Regions from separate parts of the Mus musculus genome. Here all the other regions are linked to region 1. Evidence: chromatin loops called from intact Hi-C (ENCODE). Cell type or tissue: left cerebral cortex. All regions are shown on one strand. Region 1 overlaps Sim1 (single-minded family bHLH transcription factor 1). Region 2 has its middle 76 kb from the start of Lilr4b. Region 3 has its middle 97 kb from the start of Gm35917.

What was found. Hi-C counts contacts between places; a loop is a spot of excess contacts. Peaks named below come from ENCODE experiments on the same cell type or tissue, not always from the same donor. Only the 100,000 strongest peaks of a DNase experiment are listed, where the experiment ranks them.
Region 2: it touches region 1 in a loop (4-fold over the local background); 14 of 42 quality-filtered maps call a loop at or near these places.
Region 3: a loop joins it to region 1, with 3 times the contacts of the local background. A loop is called at or near these places in 6 of 42 quality-filtered maps.

Annotation. Positions count from the first base shown.
Region 1 is chr10:50,905,966-50,913,965 of GRCm38, reverse strand. It overlaps Sim1 (single-minded family bHLH transcription factor 1), which reads right to left. Exons shown (of 11, transcript NM_011376.3): 3 at 5,967-6,056; 4 at 5,380-5,488; 5 at 5,163-5,248; 6 at 4,387-4,586; 7 at 4,064-4,170; 8 at 3,295-3,442. Among named protein-coding and RNA genes, the nearest start is that of Sim1, 14 kb to the right of the region's middle. In left cerebral cortex, no CTCF peak of the experiment used is centred here; DNase peaks (open chromatin) are centred at 2,728 and 3,730.
Region 2 is chr10:51,400,577-51,408,576 of GRCm38, reverse strand. No RefSeq gene overlaps it. Among named protein-coding and RNA genes, the nearest start is that of Lilr4b, 76 kb to the left of the region's middle. In left cerebral cortex, a CTCF peak has its summit at 3,213; a DNase peak (open chromatin) is centred at 3,225.
Region 3 is chr10:51,280,448-51,288,447 of GRCm38, reverse strand. No RefSeq gene overlaps it. Among named protein-coding and RNA genes, the nearest start is that of Gm35917, 97 kb to the right of the region's middle. In left cerebral cortex, no CTCF peak of the experiment used is centred here; a DNase peak (open chromatin) is centred at 3,737.

The DNA of each region.
Region 1 (8,000 bases):
TTCAATAGGCAGTAATTCAGAATACTAAAAATGTGCCATCATAGGTGGTACAGTAGCTATGCAGGACATGTAAGGATGTAATAACCACAATGTCCATAACTTTATTTGAAATCATTTAGTAGGAAATGTATACATGAAACATCCACCACATACAGCTATAGAAAACCACAAGAGAGGACTGGCGATTGTCAACAGTGCACTATTCATTCAACATCTAAGTCTGGAAAAAATGTTACAATATTTTAAGATGTATCTTAAGAGTAGAAGAGTATTTTTGAATTTTAAAATATACTAAGTCTGTAATCATAAAGAGAACCAGAATTTTCCATTTTCCTTTCAATTACTTTTCATAGTTTATTGGGTGTTTCACATTTTCAATTTTCTTCGCATTAAGTACTAATGTTTTCCATCTGAACTAGCTATGAATAATTACTACTACCAATTAAACTGAAGTACATATGAATTCCAGACTCAAGTCTTCATACATTGTACTTTCCCTTTGTACTTTACAGTCTTAGGTCTCTCCCCAGCAGTCACTGGCGTTACTTTCTCAATGTATCTATCTCCTAATACTAGGAACCAGGTAGCTCTAGAGCTTAACACACATTTGAAAGCTGTGGGCACTCATATATGGTTTTTACATGGCAGAGAACTCTATCAGATTATGCATGTCTTGTAGAAATCATAAACTAGTTGTGGTTTGTTTTATCATGGGGGTGATGTTATGAAAGCACTATTGTTGTTCCATTGAGCCTCAGGCATTGGAGAAACCAAGAATATTTGTAGCTATGGTGTCCTCTCATCTTTCTTTCCAGCTCTGGAAAATACAGTGTTCATATAGAAGCCAGTCAGGCAGAAGGTGTACAACACCTTTTCTAAATATTGCAGGTGCTTATTAAAGCAATGTTAGATTTCTGTTCATTGGTGATTTTATTCAATAATAATGACAAATTTTCCTAAGTATATTTTAACAATAAATTTGTCATCAGGAAATTAGGGAAGAAAAAAAAACTCACAACATAGCTTCCACTAAATTATCACACTCTCATTTGACCACTGGTTATTTAAATTTTCCCTCTACCTTCATGTCATGAAAATCACTTCAAAGTGTGCACTATATAAATGTTTACATTTGGAAAACATCTGGAGCGTCAAGTTATTTCAGAGCTTGCTTGGTGTTTAAGGGCTCTTTGAGGTAGTGTGTTTGGAAAGGATTCACTTTACCAGTCTCTGGCTGCACGGAGAAGTAGCCCGAGGAGCAAATGTGGTGATTCACTACTATCATAAAAAATCAATAGCCATCTATTTAATCTTCTAAGACAATGTAAAGCAGTAACTTCCAGCCAGATGTGTGATATACACATCAAACAAATAGCAACCTGTTCACTATGGAAATTCTGTCAACACACACAGAGCCAACTGATGGCATGTCATCTGAAGCAGTTTCCCCATTTGCAGCTATAAAAATTGTTCTGAGGATTTTTATGCAAGGAACAGGAGCTGAGACTCATTTTTAAAAGGGGAGGGGGTAAGCGACTCTAGCTTTCCATCTTGGGTGCCTGTGCACATACACACCTGTGCTCCCTTCTGTCTTCAGTTGAGGTAAACAATGTTCAGCAAATGTGTGCCACACTAGTTTTCCTTCCATACGTCACATATTTATGCTTATTACAGCCTTTTAATCTGATGTAAAGTTGAGGGTCTCTTTTTACAGCTCTCAAGAAATATGTAAAGAATGACATAGACAACAGAAGAAAAAAGAATACTTCCCACTGGAAGACAAAACAAAACATTTCAAAATGAATCCTAACAAATTAGGTTTACCCATTAGGAGGTAGAACTTGCATTTGGATCTTTTATAGGGGTCTGTGTGACTATATGCCCTGCTGTTGGATAAAGAATGAGTACTAACTACAGTCACCAACAGAGAACAGAGGTTATATAAAATACTTGTGCTGTCTTAGACATACAAAGCACTTTCTTTAAATTTTTTTTTCTTTTCTATTGTAAGCCAAACCTTTGCTATTTCTGTTTCATATGTTCATTTTATAAATTATACCTTGCCAGTTTCTTATGTTTATTATAATAATATGAAAAACTGTGGCCATTAGGTAGATGGTTTGCTTCATGATACCCAAAATAATGGTATGCTTTTACTCTGTAATAAAATACATTATTTTTTTGCTATTACAAATGTCAAATATTACTTTTGACATGTTTACTTAAAAAGTGAACAATTAAAATATGCTAAGTAGCCATCTATTATTCTTTTTCATCTATTATTCTTAAATAAGCAATCCTTACTTAAACCAAATTCATTTGCTGAGTCTAGTGAGTTATTCCTCTTAAACAAAGCACTGTGTTATTGCTAAGTATATTTCCAGCAGCTATATTTTTATTTGACAATTTAAAGCAATATGGAATGAATCCAAGCCGCCTCATCCTGTCTACTGTACTCTATTCCAAAGAGCATCCTTTAGCCAGCTTCCTAATGTCAAGATAGCATTTCTGCTAAGTGTCTGGTGTTTCCAAAGCAAAGAATTTCGAAGAACCCATAAAATCACAAGTTTTCAACGCCTTAAAAAATAAATAAACTGCACACTCAAAAGATTTCTTTTTAAAGATTTCAGCCATATGCAACTTTGCTTTCAGACTGCACCGAATATGCTTTCTTCAGCAGGCACATGCTAGACCACGTGATCAGCTGTAAGGCACAGTTCTGGAGAGAACAAGAATCCAGTGCAGCTGCAGCAGCTGCCCTGTCTATCACACCCCGCAGATCCAGTAAAGATGCACTCACAAATTCGCGTAGCTTAACCCGTAGCCTTTGCTTTCTAGGAGTTAAAGTTAGACTCTCTTGGTCACTCAGGCCCCCTTTGTGGTTCAAGGGGAGGGGGGGGGAATACTCTTTCAGAATTCTAACTTTGATTGGAGACTCTGTTTAAAATTAAGAACTTCAAACCCCAGATCTGAAAAAGTGAAACAGATGTCCAGTTTGTTACCAGTAAATGGCTCCGTACGGCGGATCCTTCCCTCTCTCCCTCTCTTTTCTTTCTGTCGCATTAAATTTTGTTTAATACAGGGTTCGCATGAAAAGGTTAAGAGAAAAAAGAAAGCAAATATGGACAGTATTGGGGGTGGGGGCTCCTAAATCTTTTCCTAGAAAACAATGAAGGGGAACTTCAAAGCTTTTGACCTGCGGCTGTGCAGAACAACCAGCACCAAACCGGAGCCTGGGCAAGCACACAGAAACACACGCTCTGTCAGAGAAGGTAGTCCCAGACCGACACTCACGTGAGGACGTAGTTGACGCTGACGATGCAGTGCGGCCTGGAGGAGCGGCTGTTGTGTACGATGGTGGCGTAACTCTGCACCCAGACCCAGCCGCCCTGCTTCGCCAAGAACCTGTAGTACTTGGTGGTCACTTGTCCCTTCACCAACACTGGAAGACAGAAGCAGATGATGATGCCCCGACAGGTCCCAAGCGCTGGGTGGTTTGAGTGCAAACCCATCCTGTGCTTTGATAACTGCTTCATTGCATGTGGGAGAGATTACAAGCAAATTCCCAATCAGTTGATTGACCGGTTAAACGGCATTGAGTCCGGAGTCCCACAAACTGATACCTATTATATGCTAATTGTTGGCATGACCCCTCCCTGGTGCCCCTGTCTTCCACACCAGCAAAGAGGAAAACATAGAAAGTTAAGGGTTTTCCCAGACTGGCTTTTCCTACTGCAGAAATCCAGCCCTAAATCCTCCGTCCTGGGAGATAAAAGCCAGGTGAGTTAATGCGCATGAGAAACTTAGCCTAGGTTGTTTAAACAGTTCTCATCTTTAGTGATGTTTGCAGGTGAAGAATAAAACCCCACTAGGGGAACACCCTCCTTGCCCCTGTCTCCATTAGTATTAGCAGTTCCATTAAGTCAGAAATACCAGACAGGGACATAGCAGTCCTTTTCAGAGTCTCTGTACTGCTACCACCTCTACCCCTCTAGGAAGAACTATCAGCAATCTGATGGACTTCAGCCCACGCGGTTCTATTGAGAGCAGTGTGGGGTCTTACGTAAGTGGTGTGCACAGCGTAGGTGGAAGGTGTCACAGCCATGCACGTGATGGTACAGGGTCTTCTCAATCAAGTCCTGAGGTTCATATCCAGTCAGCTCTGCCACCCTGGAGGGGACCAAAAAACACCCTTCAGATGAATGGAAGACTTTCCATCACGCTTTACCTGGGTTCCTGCCTCCATTTCTCCAAACCTGGTTAGATATTCCACCCGCAAAATGGGCTAGTAAGATCAAGGGACAGCTCTCTCTCGCCAAATGCTGCGATTGTTTAGTGCTGCAACTGTTCAGAGTCTCCGTCCCTCTCTCTTGGCTGCCTACTCACCTGGAGTCCAGGAAAATAAGCTTCATATCCAGACTGGCTCGGAACATGAACATGTTGCTGTGTAGTTTGATCTCTGTCACAGCACTCGGAGGCAGGGAGTGACCCACAGCCACCAAGCCCACATTTTGGTAGCATCCATCAAAGGGAGACATATCCAGGCTGTACTGGCGGATCTTCAGGTAGCCACTACAGTGAATGACCTGTGTTGGAGGGGGAGGGGCAAGAGATCGGGAAGAGATCCCTAACTGAAGGGGAGGAGTTGAAACACAGTAAAATTCCACTTGGCCACAAAAGCTTTGGTGCTCCCTCCCCCCAAAAATGACTGCACAGCCATGGGGAAGTCATGTAAAGAAAGAAAATAAAGACAGAGAGGCAAATGGGTGGTTCCCACCAAACTACCACAGGTAAGTCAGGGTAAGATCCTGCTCTCCAAAGATGCTGGCTTTTCAACTAGAGAATCCCAGCTTACAGCTAAGGCTTTGGTTCTTAACTTCCATGGGACACAAATGACTGAGGGGCCAAAAACTTGACAGTTTTTGAACTGTAAAGCTCCTCTCTAAAAGCAGCCTAGTTTGCAGACCCTGCAGAGACAGTCTTTTAAGTGTTCCCCGGGTTCCCACAAAGCTTAAAGACCATAGTGACGCTTTGAGGGCCTCACTACAAAGTTCTGGACGACACAAGTGTCGTCCCTGGGCCAGGAACCAACTTTTCCTGCCCCAGAAGCCTAGTCCTTGCCTGGCCACCCTCAGAGTGCACCTTCAATCTGTACCACACACCTTGTAGCCACCGCAGGTGAGGCCAGCATTCCGCTTGGCCAAAACACACTTCATCCTTAGAAAGAAGGAGCGTTCGATCTCGTACTCTGTGAGAAAGAAGAGGAAGGCTCAGGAGGAGAGAGGGACAGCCCCCAAGCAACAGTCCAGCGAAAGCTAAATCAGGGAAAAGCCCCAAGCTGACTGACAGGAGCAGAAGCTTAAGACCTGTCTGCCTTACCCTGTACAAAGTGAGAGTGGTAGGGCTGATGGGCTGTGAGCACGGCTGTCATCTCATCGTGGTCAGCCGGGTGGATATATTCATAGATGCTGTTCCCAGTCAGCTCTACCTGTAAAGAGGAGAGTGTCACTATCTCTGTAATGGTGCAATGCCCCTGAAAGAAGCTCAAAACTTGGATCAAGGGGTCAATGGGGCCATAAAGAAGGAATAGTCTCTGTTACTTGCTACCTGAATCTTATCTGTCTCTCAGCTTCCTTACCTGAAAAATAATCATCAGTATCAGTAGTGATGAGAACAATGATCATTACAGTCACATTCCTTGTAAGGTCTGGTAAAACAGCATAAGTATGTAAACTCCTCCCACCATGTCTGACTTATGGTAAGAACTCCAAAAAGTTGTGTTTGTCTGAGTCTGCAATAGATGCTAAAGGATGAGGGCAGTCCAGGAGCGGAGCTATTGAGTCATCCTGTCTGTCACCTAAGATGTTTTCGGTGCCCAAATGCAGATATAAAAATGACTGGGGAAGCCCTCCCGCGCAATTCCAACTGTGAACACTGCAGACTGGACTGGTGAACCACTCACCTACCTGAGAAAGGCCCAGGTGAACTGAAGCTGTCTCTGAAATGTACATGATCTTCCCATCTGGGGCCACCACGAAGATGAAGCCATCCAGAGTCTGGGGAGGCAGAAATAGAGTGAGAGAGCTGAAGAAATGAAGGGAGGGAAAGAGTCAGTTCAGAAAGGTGAGACTGTGACAGACTATCCAGAAGCAGGGCAAGGAGCAACCACAAGCTTCTCCTCTTTTGAACCTCCCAGGTCTGTAAGTGTTCAGCACGCTGACAGCTGACAGTTCAGAGTGAGGCTACAGACCAGGCTGAGGCCCGGAGATGGAAAAAGAAATCTGTGGCAGATGCACACAAAAGCTCTGAGTATGAGAGCTGAATCTCAGCCTTCAACAGGAAATAGGTCCAGCCCTGAGGACAGTGGTTCCTGTAAAGAACCTGTGTCAGCACTGAAGGGTCCATAGTGGCAGTGATCAGCACTGGAGAGATCCAGAGCAACAGACACTGGCTGACATGGGCGCACTGGCAATTTGATGTTATAGACAGAAGCAAGCTGGTGAAGACTCTGGAAAAAGTCAGGAGAGGGGGGATTTAGGAGATGAGAGGCTTTTCTGAGCAGCCAGTCTGTAAAGTAGTGTTACAGTGTGTGTGTGTGTGTTTGTATATGTTTACACAGATGCATCAAGCTGGCAGGCTCTTTATAAAGAAACTTCTTAGACTGCCCCTGCCCCTTCATCTCTGTGAATAAGGCCTTGGAGATCTAGCATGTAACTTAGACTGCTCTCAGGGAACATAAATGAATGCATTGACCACACAATTAAGTAGATAGTGATACACAGGCAAGAGAGACAGAACCTAAGCATTACAGAGGCCTCACTTTGGAGTTTCAGCAGACCCTTGAAGAGGGTCTAAAGAGAAGGCACCTTAAGCAGAAGAAATGATGTAATGAAGTCAAGGACTGAGGGGTGGGTTGACTTGTTATGTGAAGAACTGGTCTTTGGTAGGGCTACATTGGTACATACTCAGTAGAGTTTTAGAGTTTTGAATGTCAATGAGACCCTGCAATTGTTCCTGCAGACATTGTGATTCCAACAGACATTCTAACCAGGAGAATAATATGTTTTCATGTCCCCTTTTCCTAGAAGAATGACCTACAGGAGTCAGGATGAGGAGCCCATGTAGTGCACACTAAAATCGGGTCTAAGAAAGGGGGGAGTCTAATTTAATGATGATACTGAAAGCAAATGTTATGCTAATCGGGTGGCAGACACAGAAAGTAAGGTTGATTTCCTGGTTTCAGTAAAGATAGTAAGCAGAAGACAGTAACATTAACCAAGGCTGAAAACTTTGAGAAATTGGGATTTTGTTGTGAGTCCCTGTCATCTCTCCAGTTGAAAATCCAGATGATATATAAATAGAAATCAGGAAAGGGAGATAATACATTCTTGTCTTAAATATGTCTAGTTGGCAGTGGAAAACAAAAGTTGGGAGCCTGGGAGGTAGTCTACACTAGAGACCAGCTGGGATCATAGGGGCTAAACAGTCCAGGTGACAAGTGCTAGTATAGATCTTCCAGAGGCTTTGGAGTTCTGAGGGAAGAAACAGAGTTAGGAGTTTATTAAAATCACATCACAGCCAATAGTGGAAAGTTTTTTTAAAAGAGACAAGGAAGAAGAAAAGATAAATTGAGGAAATTATGCTATTGTAGAAACATAGGACCAAATAGAGTTGCCCTTAGTGTCTTTCTGGTCTTTGCCCCAATGCAGAGCATTCCCTAACTGAAAGGAGGTCTCCTCTTTCCCTATCTTGTTTTTTCTCTGTAATGTCTACACCACCAGAAACTCCACAGAACCACTAAAAATGGACACATATAAGAAGGGAAATACCAAGAGGGCAGGGATTTTTTGTGTGGCACACAATTGATCTTCCAGTGTCTGTTGGTTGAACAAATTCAGGTAAAACCTTGATATGTGGAGCCTGTGTGGAGCCTGTGTGGAGCCCAATGAGGGAAAATCAGACTGTAGGGAAGTGTTGCCAATGGAGAGGGGAGTGAAGAA
Region 2 (8,000 bases), 490 kb before region 1:
CCCTGGACCACCCCCTCCCAAGTTTGCATAGAAGAATGGAAATAGACCAACATCTATTACTCTGCACAAAATCAAGTTCAGGTGGATCAAAGTTTTCAACATAAAACTAGACACACTAAGTTTAATAGAAGAGAAAGTGGAGAACTGCCTTGAAATCATTGGTACAGAAGAAAAAAAATCCTGAACAGAACACCAATAACTCAAGCACTATGATCAACAATTAATAAATGGCACCTCATTAACGTAAAAAGCTTTTTCAAGGCTAAGAACACCATCAATAGGACAAAATGGCAGACTACAGAATGGGAAAATATCTTCACCGACCCTACATCTGAGAGAGGACTAATATTCAAACTATATAAAGAACTCAAGAAATTACACATCAACAAACCAGTTAATCCAATTTAAAAATAGGGTGCCAAGCTAAACAGAGAATTTTCAACACAGGAATTTCTAATGTTCAAGAGACACTTAAAGATATGTTCAACATCCTTAGTAATTAGGGAAATGCTAATCAAAATGAGTCTGAGATTCCATCTTATACCCATCAGAATGGATGAGATGAAAAACTCAATTAACAGCACATGCTGGTGAGGATGTGGAGCAAGGGAAACACTACTCCTTTGCTGGTGGGAGTGCAAACTACTACAATCACTTTGAAAATCAATTTGGTGGTTTCTCAGAAAATTGGGATTAGTTCTACGTCAATACCCAGCAATACCGTTCCTGGGCATATACCCAAAATATGACCAATTATACCACAGGGATACTTGCTCAACTATATTCGTAACAGTTCTATTCCTAATAGTCAGAAATTGGAAAAAATCTAGATGGCGTTCAAACTAAAGAATGGATAAAGAAAATGGGATTCTCTTTCTCTCTCTCTCTTTCTCTCTCTCTCTCTCTCCCCCCCCCCACACAAATGGAATACTAGTCAGCTATTAAAAACAAAGTCATCATGAAATATGCAAGCAAATAGATGGAAATTGACAATATCATCCTGAGTGAGGTAACATTCACTTCTCCAAAAAAAAAGCATATATGGTGTGTACTCACTTGTAAGTGTACATTGGTCATAAAGTATAGGATAACCATGCTGCAATCCAAGACCCAAAGAAACTGGATAATAAGGAGGGCCCAAAAGAGGATTTGTGACTCACTCAGAGGTGGACGGAGAGAGGGAACTGGGTAGAATAGGAAGTGAGAAGGGGTATGAGGATGGTGACCAGGTGTGGAGGAAGGGAGGGTGGGAGAAGGCTGAGAGTGAAAACTGGATATTGGGGCAGAGCATCTCTGGGACTAGCCAGAAGACGACTTTGATTCCCAGAACCCTCATAGTATCTCACAACTATTTGTAACTCCAGTTCTGGAATATTCAATGCCCTATTGTGGCCTTCATGCACCCATGTGATGCACAGACATACATTCAGTTAAAACATTCATACACTTCTTTTTAGGTTCTTATTTTTCTGCCTGCTGGGTCATATAGTTCTGAAAAGTAGCAGGCAAGCTATGTGGAGCACTTCTGAAAACATCATGAGCAGTTAGTAGGGAAAGGAACAGGACACTTATGGGTAAGATGCAATATTTTGCATTTTGAACAAAGATACATAGGAGAAGCAAATGAAGATAGCCAGAAGCATTTCTGCAGTCAGGACTCCTTAGTTTTCTGATACTTGGCAGTGTCTCATGTGTAAGAGTTCAGTTTAGAAAGCAGGTTTTATGTGGTACTGATTCTGGCTTTGTTTACATAAAAAATGGCAATCTTGTAGGAACATCTTTTGCTAGACTTTGGTACTGATTAGTTTACGAGCAAGGTCTGCCCTTAGCAAATGAGAACACACATACCAGATCATTAGGAATAGAGAAATTGGGGCTAGAGAGAGATGGCTCAGCAGCTTAGAACAATTATTAATATTGTAGTGGCCTAGGGTTTGATTTCCAGCATTCACATAGCAGTTCATAATTGCTTGTAACCACTACCAGGATATTTCATGCCCTCTTACAGCCTCTTCAGGTACCAGGAAATCAGGTGCTACACAAACACACATTCAGGCACAACACCCAAATGTATAAAATAAAATAAAATAAAATAAAATAAAATAAAATAAAATAAAATAAAAATTTTCAATGTCCTCTCTTTTAAAAGAGTATGGAGAAAAAAAGAAACAGTAATTAATAACAGGACATTCCTATCTTTATGTTGAGGAGATATCAAGAGTACTAAAATACTGAACCCCAGGGGCTGGCATCACTTGTACATCACTTGGGCTGTGTAAGGACCATCTTTCCTTTTATGTTCTGTTAGTCATTTGCAGATGCTCTCTGGACATTCCAAATATTAGTATTATGGGCTTTTTAACAGCATGTTATATTGCAGCTCTGTTGCTAACCGTGTTTCTTCTTCGGCAAGTAGTCTTAAAAAGTTAAATAATGAGCAAATGACTCTTTAGATACCAGCAATTCTGATGGAGTTCTCTTGAAAACCCTTCATCTATGGCCAGATTCCTGGGAAAGCTATTCACTGAGGATATCAGAGAAAGTATTAAAAGATCAAGCATTGCTCAGAAAAAGATGACAATCCGATTGTGACACAGATGGAATACATTCTAGAAATTAAGGTCCTCACACGCCAAAGATCTGAAAGTCATGTCTCTGATGCCTGGTGAAAGTGAGTTTCACACCTGTTTTATACTTCATATTTGGACTAAGTTATAAGCCATACTGCAGGTGAATGTACAATATAAGAGTTGTATTTTACTTTCACTTAGCTAATGCAGTCTCTGTAATAGTATTTTTTTAAAAAAATGTAGCAATGTTTTAGTTTGAGCCAATTTTTGTGTTATAAAATTTGATTTTCAGCAGATTAAATTTAGTAATAAAATGTTCTCTTTGTCAGAGGATAAAAAGGAAAGGCCTGAGGCAATGGTGTTTTTTTAATCACTAAATTTTTGAAATGCATTTGGTTTTAATAACCATAACCGCACATGGTAAAATATGACAAGTATATTTTTTGGCTGTTCACATTTTCATCTGTAAATAGGTTTGCAATTTAGCCAACAAATTTTCTTGTCAAGGAGTGGAGTATCAAAAAACATTAAAACATCTGTGTTTTCACAGAAAATAACATCACATTGCATGCAAATTCTTGAAAAGGAAAACGAAACAATCCTATATCTTCAACCAATGCTGAAGCTTCCGAAAAGCTCTTCCGTATCCTACCACTGTGTGGCGCTGCTTACGTTAATTACGTTGTGTGTGTGTCGCACCCTGTGTGTTTAAAAAGCTCGATGTTGAAAAGAGTAGCACGTATTTTAGTTTAGAATGACATCAAGTTCTGGAATCATTTAATGAATATGAGTTCTCTCTGTAGATTTAAATTCACAGCCTCATTTTCTCAAGCCTGATGAGCAAGAAATGATCACCCTGATGGGAACAGAGTTCAAATCAACTATATTGATAATAAATTTGGTTTTCTATACTGGTATGAATTTTGTACAGAAAAATGAAGAACAGAGATCCTTCAAATATCTAAAGCATACAATTGTCTCATTCCAGCTGTAATTCCTGTCTGACAACATCTGTGATAACAGGACTCCAGAAACTGATTGTTCTAGCTGGCTGACAGTGTAGAAGGAAGAAGTATGATTTCCTAGAAAAGAGCAGGAAATTGATATTCCTCCGAGTAGTGAAACTGTTACCTCCATTCTTCTGAAGCCACATGGTTTTTCAGCTACTTTTTTTTATAGCAAGACCTTCCTTATTTCCTAGATTTGGGCTCCCCATTATTGCCTGCTTGTTGTTAGCTTTACTCACCATAGTAGTACTTTGGATTTCACCTCAACCCACTGGCCCCCAAATTGGTAGATTTCTTGTGGTCTGTGATCAATTTCTAAAAAGAGAAAAAATCTGAGCCATCAATGGATTGATAGTCTTGGGTGGTGGCCCTGTTCTGGTCCATGCTGGTCCAGGCTCGGGGAACAGGAGAATTACTTTGCTTAGAGTAATACGAATCTCAGAATGCTAATCAATGCAAAACAGCTCAGCAAAAAGAAGCACAATTGAAGTGAAATGAATAAAAAGATGTAGCATTAGAATATTGTTGATAGTGCATTTCAATCCCTCCATGCTCAGTAACTTAAATCGCAGTATATATTTATGGATGTATAGTCTATTCAGATATTAGTGCTGTATGCATGCACAGTCTCCTGGGACTTGAACCTGAGTAGAACAGCAAAGGCAGGTAGATACACACACCAAGGGCTAGAATCAAGTGGCCTGGGCTCTCTGCTGGAGAAGCTTCAGAAGCTTCTGCACTCTATAAGCTCACTATATTCGTTATGTGAACTTGAACAGAGAAATGGGGTTACTACTAGATATAGCTGAATAAGTATACAGGGTTATTACATACAAATAAATATACAGGTAGAATTTATGGCATACCACTGGATCAGGGAGGAGTTATCACAGTAGGAGTCGTCTCTACAGTGGCAATCTTCAGGTCCTAAGTAAATCAGGGAGGGAAAATTTTGGTGGAGATTTTCTTGGTACACCCTGTCAAGATGCTCTTAGTCCACTGAGGAAGGATGTGCCATCCCTCTGAGCCTCCAGGATGGAGCCTTCCAATGGGTCAGAAGTGTTGGAGTCTTGGCATGGTACTGCAGTGCCATAGCAGTTGACACATAGCAGTGCTGGTGTCAACAACACACATGTATTCAGAATGTCAATCATTCAAAGCTTCCTACACTCCCTACTCCATCATCATTTTATGTTAGGAAATTTATTGTGGAAACACCTGAGCCTTTATCTCACCAGATTTGACTGTGTTTTAATACAAAAAGGAAGGGGGAAAAAAAACCAATTTCCACAGCTAAATAATCCCACAAGATTTTTTGATTTTTTAAAAAAAGTATTCTTTAGCACCAGTGGTTTGGTGTGCTTTAGAAAGCACACAGGCTCTAAGGATGGAATGACTTGTCTGTCTGCTTTAGAATCCTGAGACTTGGAGTTACCTTCCTCTGAAGATCAAATTCAAGAAAGATGGACAATTTAAAGGACCTGATAAGATTCTCTGACCCAAAAGACTTTCTCCACAGAAAGCACAGTGACTATGACTGGGTTCAGCCATATTGAGCTACTCCCTCTGGGGCGGCAAGTTTGCTTCTGCCCTTTCCGTGGCCTCTGTCACCTAGGTTCTGTGCATGCTCTCTCTGACCCCGAAGTGAATGAGAACTACCTACCTTCTAGAACTGGGATGGTCTAGATAGATGCTCCTCATCACTTTTTTTTTCCATTTTTTTATTAGGTATTTAGCTCATTTACATTTCCAATGCTATACCAAAAGTCCCCCATACCCACCCGCCCCCACTCCCCTACCCACCCACTCCCCCTTTTTGGCCCTGGCGTTCCCCTGTACTGGGGCATATAAAGTTTGCGTGTCCAATGGGCCTCTCTTTCCAGTGATGGCCGACTAGGCCATCTTTTGACACATATGCAGCTAGAGTCAAGAGCTCCGGGGTACTGGTTAGTTCATAATGTTGTTCCACCTATAGGGTTGCAGATCCCTTTAGCTCCTTGGGTACTTTCTCTAGCTCCTCCATTGGGAGCCCTGTGATCCATCCATTAGCTGACTGTGATCATCCACTTCTGTGTTTGCTAGGCCCCTGCCGTTGTCATTAACAGAAAACAAAGGAAGCATGAAAAGCATTCTTAAATATGGAAGCCTTGTGACAGCAGCACATTTGTGGCATTAAAACAAAAACTTTGTCTCCAACAGGTAACAGGAAGAATGAGCTCTGAAAAAGGAAATTGGTGACTTTAATTCCATACTATCACTAACAAACTATGCTCAGGTATCAACCTCCAACTCTCTGGGTCTGTATTTTCCTTCCTATAAAAAGATGAGGTCCACTTCTCCTTTAATTATCTCTGCATTTATATTTCTTGTTATCCAAATGGAACTCAATTAAAGTGTCTGTACCCATTCCAAAGCAGTTTTTTTTCTTCTCATATTAAACCAGGATGTAGTGTGGAGATGCAGATCTGTCATCTTTCACTGTGAGAGAATAAATAGACAAATCGACCACCTCCAATAAAGCGGGCTTCTGTCAAGTGCTTTATTTTAAAAGATAGTCTGGATAACTTCTTTCCATTTGGTGAAATTAAATCACATCCTTCACCAGGGCTCACTAGCACATACCAAGCTTCCAAACTCTGTGTCTTGAATAAATTATAGAAAGATGGGATGTGGGGGGGCTGGGCAAAACAAAAACAAACAAGCAAACAAAAACAAACAAACAAAAAAAGAAAGATGGGATGCTACAAAAAGGTTGCAGACATAGACTCTGGAACCAGGCTGCTATATTAGTGCCAAATTCTGTTATTTTACCTTCAACAAATTATTCAAACTTTCTCAACCAGTTTGTCTCATATGTGAAACTTAAATGGAGCCTTCATCAAAGTGTGGTTTTAAAAATGATTAAAAGCAATTAGGACAGTTCTTGGCCAAGCATAAGTACTCAGTAATTAGGGTGTCCTTATTAACTAAACATGTTAGCAAAGAAAGAAAAACTACTGGGCTTTGGTATGATGTAAGGAAGTTCTCAAATAATCAAATGGTTATAGACAAATTTTGTTTTGACAAACTTTTGTTTGCTTTCGTACGGTCTGAAAATTTGTCCCTTATCACCAGAACCTCACTGGAGTGGCCAGAAGCCTCTTCAGAAGTCTAAAGATCAAAAGAGCAATAATTGTCACGCATTGCCCCACATGACCGCCTATGCAAACGGACTGGAAGACTTGCATACTCTGGCCCCTCATTTTATAGACTCTTCCCTACTTATACTAGAGGGAAAAGGCAGGAAGAAATGTAAAATACAAGAACATAGGGAAACAACTGTCAACAATTTCAAGTAAAAAAGAGAGACAGGAGAGATATTCCCAAAGCAAGCTAAAAGAGAAATAAAGAACTCGTATTTTCCACCGATAGCTCTGATGATAATTACAAGGGCTAGTGACTGACAAATAGCTGTGTGCTGGGATCTGCACTACCCTCAGCAAATGTAAAAGCTCAGATGGACCTTTCTAGAGACCCAATGCTGCAGAGGTCATCAGGACTTCATGAAGAAGATGCCAAAAAAGATAGAGTAAAATGGGAAAGTATATGTAGAAAATCAAATGCATTGCCAACTGTATAAAAAATTTACAGGTATAATTTGTTCAATATTTTATTCATCTGCTTAGTAAAGCTGCTTATCATTTTGTCCCTGTTGGTTTAGACTTATTCTCAGTTTTGTTTTGTTTTGTTTTTGGTTGTTTGTTGTTTTGTTGTTGTTGTTCTTGTTGTTTGCTTAAAATTCTCTGTATATCAGGTCAAATTAGTTTTTGAAGAACTAACCAAGTCTGGAGAGTCTCTAATGACCAGCAGGTGTTTACCCTCCTGATGCACAGAATGAGAAGGGGAGGTTCCTGTTAATTAGACTCACCTCCATGATTTAATTCTCAGCAAGTAGAGTACTTTGAGTTGCAAGACTAAATATATGAACTAGGGAGAGGTGTTACAAAGCAAAATCAAATATTGAAGTTCATGCTATCTTGCAGGCTTGCAAAGCTATAATGTTGGTACTCCACTGCACAGTTTTCAAGGCTCCTAACACAGTTCCTTAGTTTTCCATGATGAAAATGAGACCCACAGACATTCACAGTGGCTCAAATTCACCCCACTTAGGAGATGGTCTAGGTATCACTCAGCATCTACATCCTATCCTTTTCTAATCTGATCCTCTCAGAGATCCCTTTTATGGGAAGATATTTGTTTCTCTCTCTTCTTACGGTATAAGCAGAAAGAATTATTTTAGTCAAACATAAAATAAAAGTTGCTGGTGGCACAACTTTTATTTAATTTTTATTAGATATTTTCTTTATTTACATTTTAAATGTTATCCTCTTTCTTGGCTTCTCCTCCAAAAACCCCCTATCCCCTGTCCTCTACCCCTGCTCAC
Region 3 (8,000 bases), 370 kb before region 1:
ACAAGGAGAGTGCTGGAGGAAAGAAGAGAACCTCCTTTTCTTGAGTCTCTCTGCTCAGTTGTTAGTAAAACAAGCTGCTGTGTATCATCTGTTTCGTGATGGGCAAAATATGATTGAGATCAAAAATAATCAAAGTACACCTGGTTATTATTTGTAAAGACTTAACAGTAAGTTTTTAATGATTAATTTATCTGCCACATAACATTTAATAGATCATGGAAACATCAAGGGAGGAATGTGGTTCTGCATCTCTAAAACCTCCTTCCTGGGCTCAGAATGGTAATAGGCGTGGAAGGCGTCATTAGTCTTGTTAGGGGCTTGTTCCTAGAGGAATCTCTCTGCATTACTTTTTAGAGGGAAGGTCAAGGAAGCCACCCCCTGGGACTCCCCTGCAGGATACAACTAACACACGCATAAACTGTATGGAAATGGCTAAATTATCTCTACTGAGACCTTGGTCTTTCGCATCAATCAAGTCCTTCTGAACTAGTAAAACAGATAAGCACCCTGCTGGCAAAAGTGTTACTCTCCTTATGCTCCTCATGACTGGCACTACAAATTTAACAATAAACAGGCAGTTATTTGTCTTACCTCTTTAAAAAACAAAATAAGTGTGCTGAAAGTCCTACTGCTGCATGGACATTTTTTTTTTTTTTAAGCGGGAGCAGATCTAAGAAAGAATTAAGTGGATTCTGTGTCACTCTTTTCCTCCCCCAAAGATTCTTTGTCCAGGATTCAGTCTAACTGCCACCTGAGCACATGGAGAAGGTGATGTGAATCTGACAAGCCAAAACAAAGCAAATAGGAATCCAGACTGCTTTTTAGGGTGGAGTGAGCAAATTTATCCTCTTCTGTCCCAGCTTTCAGAGAGGGCAGCCCATGTCAAAGCTTCATTCTGACACCTAATTCAAGGGGGGATTATAAGTCATCAATAACAATGACTGTAAAACACTTTGTAAATAAAAATGGCTTACAAGTTCCAATTAACAACAGAAAGTAGCTCTCTGGGGCCTACCAGGAGAAATAACTACACTGGTAAATTGGGTTTGCTTAGTATTTCAGTACCATTAAAAATGGACCTCTTTTTCCATCTCCAATTCAAAGATCCAGATATGATTTCTTTTCTTATGTACACTACAGTGTGTAGTGCTTTCGAGAAGAGGGGTTGAATAAAAAAAAAAAAAAAAACACTGAGTTGAGAATTCCTTGCTATTTAACATGAGTACTCTCAGCAAGCATGTGCTCTAGGCCCCTTCATGCAAAACAAGAAGTAGGAATAGAATGCGAGACCCATGTGCCTCCTCTCAGTTTACTTAGGACTTTCACACATACATTAATACACTGTAAATGTAACCCAGAAGCTGTCCGTTGAGTATCTAGTGTGTTTCAGGCACTGGACTGACACCACAAGAGTTTTCATTTATATCTCACTGTGAGGGAATTACTGAATATTGCCACAATAAAATTGATAGCCATGATTATGGGCCAGACATTATTTTAAATATGTTATTAGTTAACTCACCAATACTAAGAATAATCTCATAAAGAATGTACAATTATTTACATTTTAAGATTGGAGAAATTTAAACAGAGAGGATAACTGAGTTGCTCAAATCTCCAGAAAATGGAGATTTGAACTTTGGCAGTTGGAGTCCAGACACCCTTATCCACCATTACCTTCTTGGAAAAGAGGCCAAACTCCATACACCTACCATCTAGGGTATCTATCAGGTGGCAAAAAGGTAAATAAGATAAGACAGATAAGATCAGCCTGTCCTCTACTTCTTGCCTGAAGCCTGACAGACTGGCAAACAACTCTGGGATGCTAGGAGTCACAAGAATGTGCAAAACAGCTGTGAAATATAAATAAAAGGTAGCATTTCATTTAGACAGGACCTTCAGATAAGCCTCTAGAAAACAATAATTCATTGTGGCTTCCATTTCCTTATGCCTTAGTTTTGTTCCCATTACTCTTAACACTTTTGGAATAAAAATTTATTGCATGTCCACAGGAAGTAATTTCAAACATAGAGTTAAGTCAAAATTAGCACCACTCTCAACTTTTAGAGGCAACTCTGAAATCTTGGTCCATAACATCAAAGCCTGGACTTCTGGAGCTTTACAGAAGGCAGGTAGAAAATCCAGAGTTTCCAATGTCTCTTTAAACATCATTACTTACTGAGCATCCTAGGGCAGTGTCAGCTGGCTGTGGGTTTGGTGGCCCTGATAATTAGAAACACTAACTACAGTACATTGAGTGGGAAGCAGTGTCTGACTCGTCCTATGGAGACCATCTCTCCAAAAAATATTACCTTCAAATCAATGCTGCCAACAAATAGAAATACCCCACTCTCCAGAAAAGCAGTTTGGCGAGAGATGGCATTTGAAGAAGGTCACTTGAAAAATGGGGAAGGAGAAAGAAAAGTTCAGAAGGACCCTCAGCTTCTGTGTGGTCCTTGATTTCTTCCAGGCAAGTAGGGGAATGTGGCAGGAAGTAAAGGTTAGGTATGTTCATATTTTACTGTATAAATATGTAAAATTCTCGGAAATAAAAATTAAACACAATAAAACTTAAAAAAAATGTGTAACAACCCTTTTACTGTATTTCTCAAAGTTCTCTTTATTCTAAAGTCTACTGTGAGTTTGACACAAAAGGATTGAGTGGAAGCCTTTCTTCAATTTTCTCCTGGAGTCCTTTTTTCCAAACCATCACATGGGCCAGTGACAGGTAAAGAACATTAGAACAATGTCCTATTAGAAAAGGACCTCTGGACATTTGTATGGAACCTTTCAGAGAACTTTTAAATTGTACAAAAAATACAAATATATTGTTTTGACAAACAACACACTCTAATTGAAAATCTGTGGTCCTAGTTATGGCATTGCATGCCAGGCTGGCTTACCAGAAGTACCGAGAACAGCACCGGTGGGGATGGTCTGTCCTTCAAAAAGATCTGTGACAGCACTCACAATAAACAGGACCCACCTACAAAACATGAAACCTATTCTTGTTACTCTTTTGTCATTCTTTTGTGTAATGACAGCTTATACATTTACACACCATGAAAATCTGTATTTATGTTCACATGGTGTGGAAATTGCAAGAAAACCTTCATTACTTTTCCCCCTTTTAAAGAAAGCAATTGTAATTCATTGGGAACAAATAGGGAATCTATTCACATGTATTACAGCTTCTTGCTATGCAGACCTGAGTGAGTTAGCAAATGTGCCCGCCCAACATGACCTTGAGATTGCAGAGGCAAACTGGTTGGTTATGACTGCACCTTACCGCTACCACCACACACACAGTCTTGTGGCTTGGATATTCTCTCCCCAGATAAAGGCAGGTATGGCCTATGATACATTCTGAGTTTACTCAGAAAGTTCTCAATGATATACATGGTCTGCTGACTCTCAGGGCAAGGATTGGAGCAGCCCAGGCAATCCATCCTAAGTGTCCTTATGTGTGTGAACCTCAGCAGAAGCCAGCTGAACAACACCTTGCAGTTGGATTGGTTGGGGGACAAGGTACCCCCTGCCACTTTTTCCCCCTCTCCATGTCTCTTGGAAGTATCATTTTATTTCATACAGAAATAAGCTGATTAGTATTTAAAAAGCAGCATCCCTTGACTTCCACCAATGTGTTTTGATTTTCATTCCAGGCTTCAAGTCCTGCCTGCATATATTTAGCTGGAAATCATCCCCCTCCTGTGATAGGCACTGGGTCCAGGGCCTGAAAGTACTTCTCTTCTTCCAAATCTTGCTTACATTTGCATGTGAAAGGAGAGAAATGCTTTTGAGTGATTAGTCATCTGAAATTCTGCACCATGAGGGGGAAAAGTGCTTTTGGATACTTACAGAGAGAAAAATCTATATGAACAATGAATGCCATATTGATGAGCTGGAGGGAAGGGGTGGTGTTTTAGTGCATCATTATGAATATCACCCACACAACAATGAAACCATTATTTCCACATACAAATAATAGCTAACTGGAACATTGCACAAATATGGTTTTCTTTTCACTTCTTTGATTTTTTTTAAATATTAATTCTATAGTCTTAAAAAGCCCTTTCTCTGACCTGATATTTTCATGCCATATTGAAGAAACTGGTGATCAATATGTATTGATTTGATCACTAATTGCATTAATTTTGTTTTAGAAATTAGAGAGGCTCTAATGAGGATGTGAAGTCACTTCAAGACAGTGCACTACTGGTGGGCTAATTTAGCTGGACTCTGTGCATCAGATTATTTCATTATGAGCTGTCAATTACCATACAAACGAATGAGATAAATAGCCTTTTCATAGTAGATTTACATTTTTAATTCATCTATAAATTTCAAGAGCTTAAGTTAATTTATACCCTAACATCATATTTAATATACAAACAGTTCAGTCACATTATGCATTAGCTATATAAACCCTTTCTTCAGTCCTTTGTGTTATGCTTTGAACAACATTAGAAACAACCTGCATTTTATGTTTTTTCATGCTGTGTTTACTCCCTTAAAAGAAAATTGGAAATAATTAGAGATATATTGGGTTTTGTTAAAATCTTTTGTGTTATGTTAGCAATTTGTACAGTGAAGCAACAACAACAGCAGCAAGAGTAAGTATGTCATTTAAGGCACACAAATGCTAAGAATATGAAATAGTCAAGCTGATTTTGAACTTGAGTATAGATACTAAAGTAACCCCCTCAAAATTCTGTGAGTATATTTCTGTTCATAAAACTTACTGTACAACTTAACTAAATAAAGAGACTCCAGAAGCAAGATTTCTACAGTAAAATTTGATTTGATTTGATTGTTGGGAATTAGGAATGGGGTGTACAGAAGTTTAGAATTCTAGAATATAGAGAGGAAAATCAAGTCATCAAAACAGAGCCCATTCTATTTGAGAAAAATGTACAAAAGTGAACAAAAATAACAACAATAGTATTTCACATAGCTGTTCACAGTCCAGAAGAGGTAGTGACAGTGAAAATTTTTTTCTTTTGTTTTGTGTTTGTGTGTGTGTAGTGTTGTTGTTGTTGTCTGTTTTGTTTTGTGGTTTGTCTCCTATTTAGGATTTTATGATAAGTTTATAAACATAGAGTCTAGGAATCTAATTCCTACATGTAAGTTTTCAAACATGTAAGTTTTCAAACCTTAAAAAAAAAAAAGAAAAGCTCAACAGCTGAATTTAGACTCTTGTTCAATTTCTTGTTCACTGGTGTAAACAACATCATAGCATGATAACAAAAACATCCCTGGATTTTGATCTTAGGACATTTCATAAGCAAAGGCTTTGTGAGAGAGACATCAGAGTTGTGGGCTCACCGGAAGCCAGGTTTCCCTTTGGCATTTAGTATAGACTTCTATGTCTCCTGTGAAAGCTTCAGACTCACTGAAAACCTCCAACATCCAATTTTGAAGTTAATGTGATGCTCAGGAGATTCATATGCACATTAGAGTTAGGAACATTCATCTACGAAGCAGAGCAGCTTAAGCAAAGATTACCTAAGGATGCTGTTCATAGTGGCAAAAATCAACTCTCATGTGTATGTAAAACTATGGTAGTAGAAGTAGGAATTTAATTTCAGTACTTGGTTCTACAGAGTCACATAATTTTGTGGCTGATTAGTTATTGGCTGAACTCACAACCAACTTTAGGAACTGCTTGCCATAGTTATAAAGGTGTTAAATGCAGGAACTTTCAGAATCTATCCCTACAGCTGAGTATGTACAAGGCAAGTAAATAGTTGCCCTTGTATAGACACAGCTGAGCGCACTTAATTAGTGACAATTACAACATTGTTCTCAGCTGCCTGAAACCTTGCTCCTTTCCTTTGGATAAACTCATTTAAGTAAACACAATGTCAAGAAAATGGACAAGCCCTTTGACTTGCTAGAGAGCTAAGAAAGTGGTATATTCTTCTGTCAATTAGATGTGTGTCTTTTAACTGGAATTATTAAAGAAAACTGGACCTCCAATGTACTAATAAAAAAAATCTCACAGCAATCTTTACATTATTTATATTAGTTATTTGACATAAAATATATAGCAAATACTCTTTTTCTTTTAAGAACTTATACTAATAATCATCACAAACTAAGTTTACACTAAGAGCGGTTCAGAAAATACTTGGAAAAGCATTTGGAGTAGTTTATAGGCTCATGGATATGTAGTGTTTTTATGAAAAGAAAAAAAAATGTGAACTTTGCTAATGCTTGGGTTAAATACTCAAGAACAGTTTTTTTGTTTTTTGATTTTTGGTTTTTTTGTTTTTGTTTTTGTTTTTCTTTAGAATTTTACGATTTCAACATTCTTCAATCACTGGACTAAAATTATTTTAAACCTAATTTTTTCGAGGCCATGAATTTGAGAAGTGAGGATGGAGGATGCATGGGAGGAACTGGACGCAGTAGTGGAGTAAAATCTGATGTAAATATGGTACTCTATGAAATCTTCAACAAATAAAAATAAAATGTATAAAAATGTGTTTTCTCCTACCTCTGAAGGCTAAATGAATAAAAAAGTTATTCCTAAGAACCAAGATAGGCTTTTACAGTTTTGTTTTACAATTTCATAGTTAATAGTCCGGGGTTCAAGTGAGCAGAAAATACATGCTGAAGTTCTGTGGTTTCCCAGTGGCACCACAGTATTTCTGTCATTCAGAAGATGTATGTGTTTCTGTTTTCCCATTGGGAAATCATGACTGGTGTAGGGGTCGCTCTGATATATTTACATAACCTCCTGCAGGTCTTTTAAAACCAACAGGACGAACCCATACTTGTACTCAGAACAGTATTCTGGATGATTCTACTAACTGGTTGCAACCAACCCAACAACATTCATCCATTCCTTTCCATGTCTTTTGTTTGTTTGTTTTTGTTTTGTTTTGTTTTGTTTTGTTTTGTTTTGTTTTGTTTTGTTTTGTTGAGATAGGGTTTCTCTGTATAGCCCTGGCTGTCCTGGAAATCACTTTGTAGACCAGGCTGGCCTCGAACTCAAAAATCCACTTGCCTCTGCCTCCCTAGTGCTGGGATTAAAGGTGTGCGCCACCACGACTGGCTCCCTTCCATGTCTTTAAATAGATATTTTTGTCTCAGGTGTATGACTTTCTGGAGACAAAATGTCTGATGATCTTTTGCAGCATTTTATATAACTCTGCCCTTGGATTCTTCTAAAATACACATAAATCCTAGGATGCTGAGATGAATAACTAGGAGTTTAGTGGGGCCAATTTTTATTCTGTAGGCATACATGGTGCCTCTCTAATGTGTTCCTTTTGCTTTCTACTTCACATATTTTCTTTCATACACCTGCCAAAATCCTTCCTATGTGAAGACATTTGAGGCTAATGTCAGGTGATATTTAGTGTTCCCTTTTCTAAACTGGTGAATTTCTATACATAACTAATCAATCTTTTGTCATACTGGCTTGTAATAATTCAATCATTAGGACTGTGAGTCCCAATTATCTCTGCAACTGCACCTCTTAGCAGAACATTTTTATTAAGCTAGTGAACACTTAGTTAAGGGCTCTTCAAACTCAACCCAGATATTTGAATCCCTGAAAAAACAAAACTATCCTTTCCTTAATCACTAGTATGGTGTTGAAGACTTGACAGTGGAGACTGGAGAAATGGCTCAGTAGTTAAAGTACTTAACTTGAAACATGAGGACCAGAGTTTTAGTCTGTAGACACCATATGAAAGATGCACATGGGTGGTTGATGACTATTATTTCAGCACTTGGTAGGTAAAAGCAGAGATATTCCCCAGTGCAAAACAATCCAGATTTAGTGAACTCTAGGCTCAATGAGAGTCACTGCTTCAAAAAAGAAAGTAGAAAGCAATCAGGGGCGACACCTAAGTTCAACCTTGGGCCACCACAGTCACATATATGTGTGCATGTGCTCACACAAACATACATACAGGCATGTGCAAAACACATATATGTCCCCCAAATGGCAACAGTTATACTTTATGTTTTCCCAAATTTCCATGAAA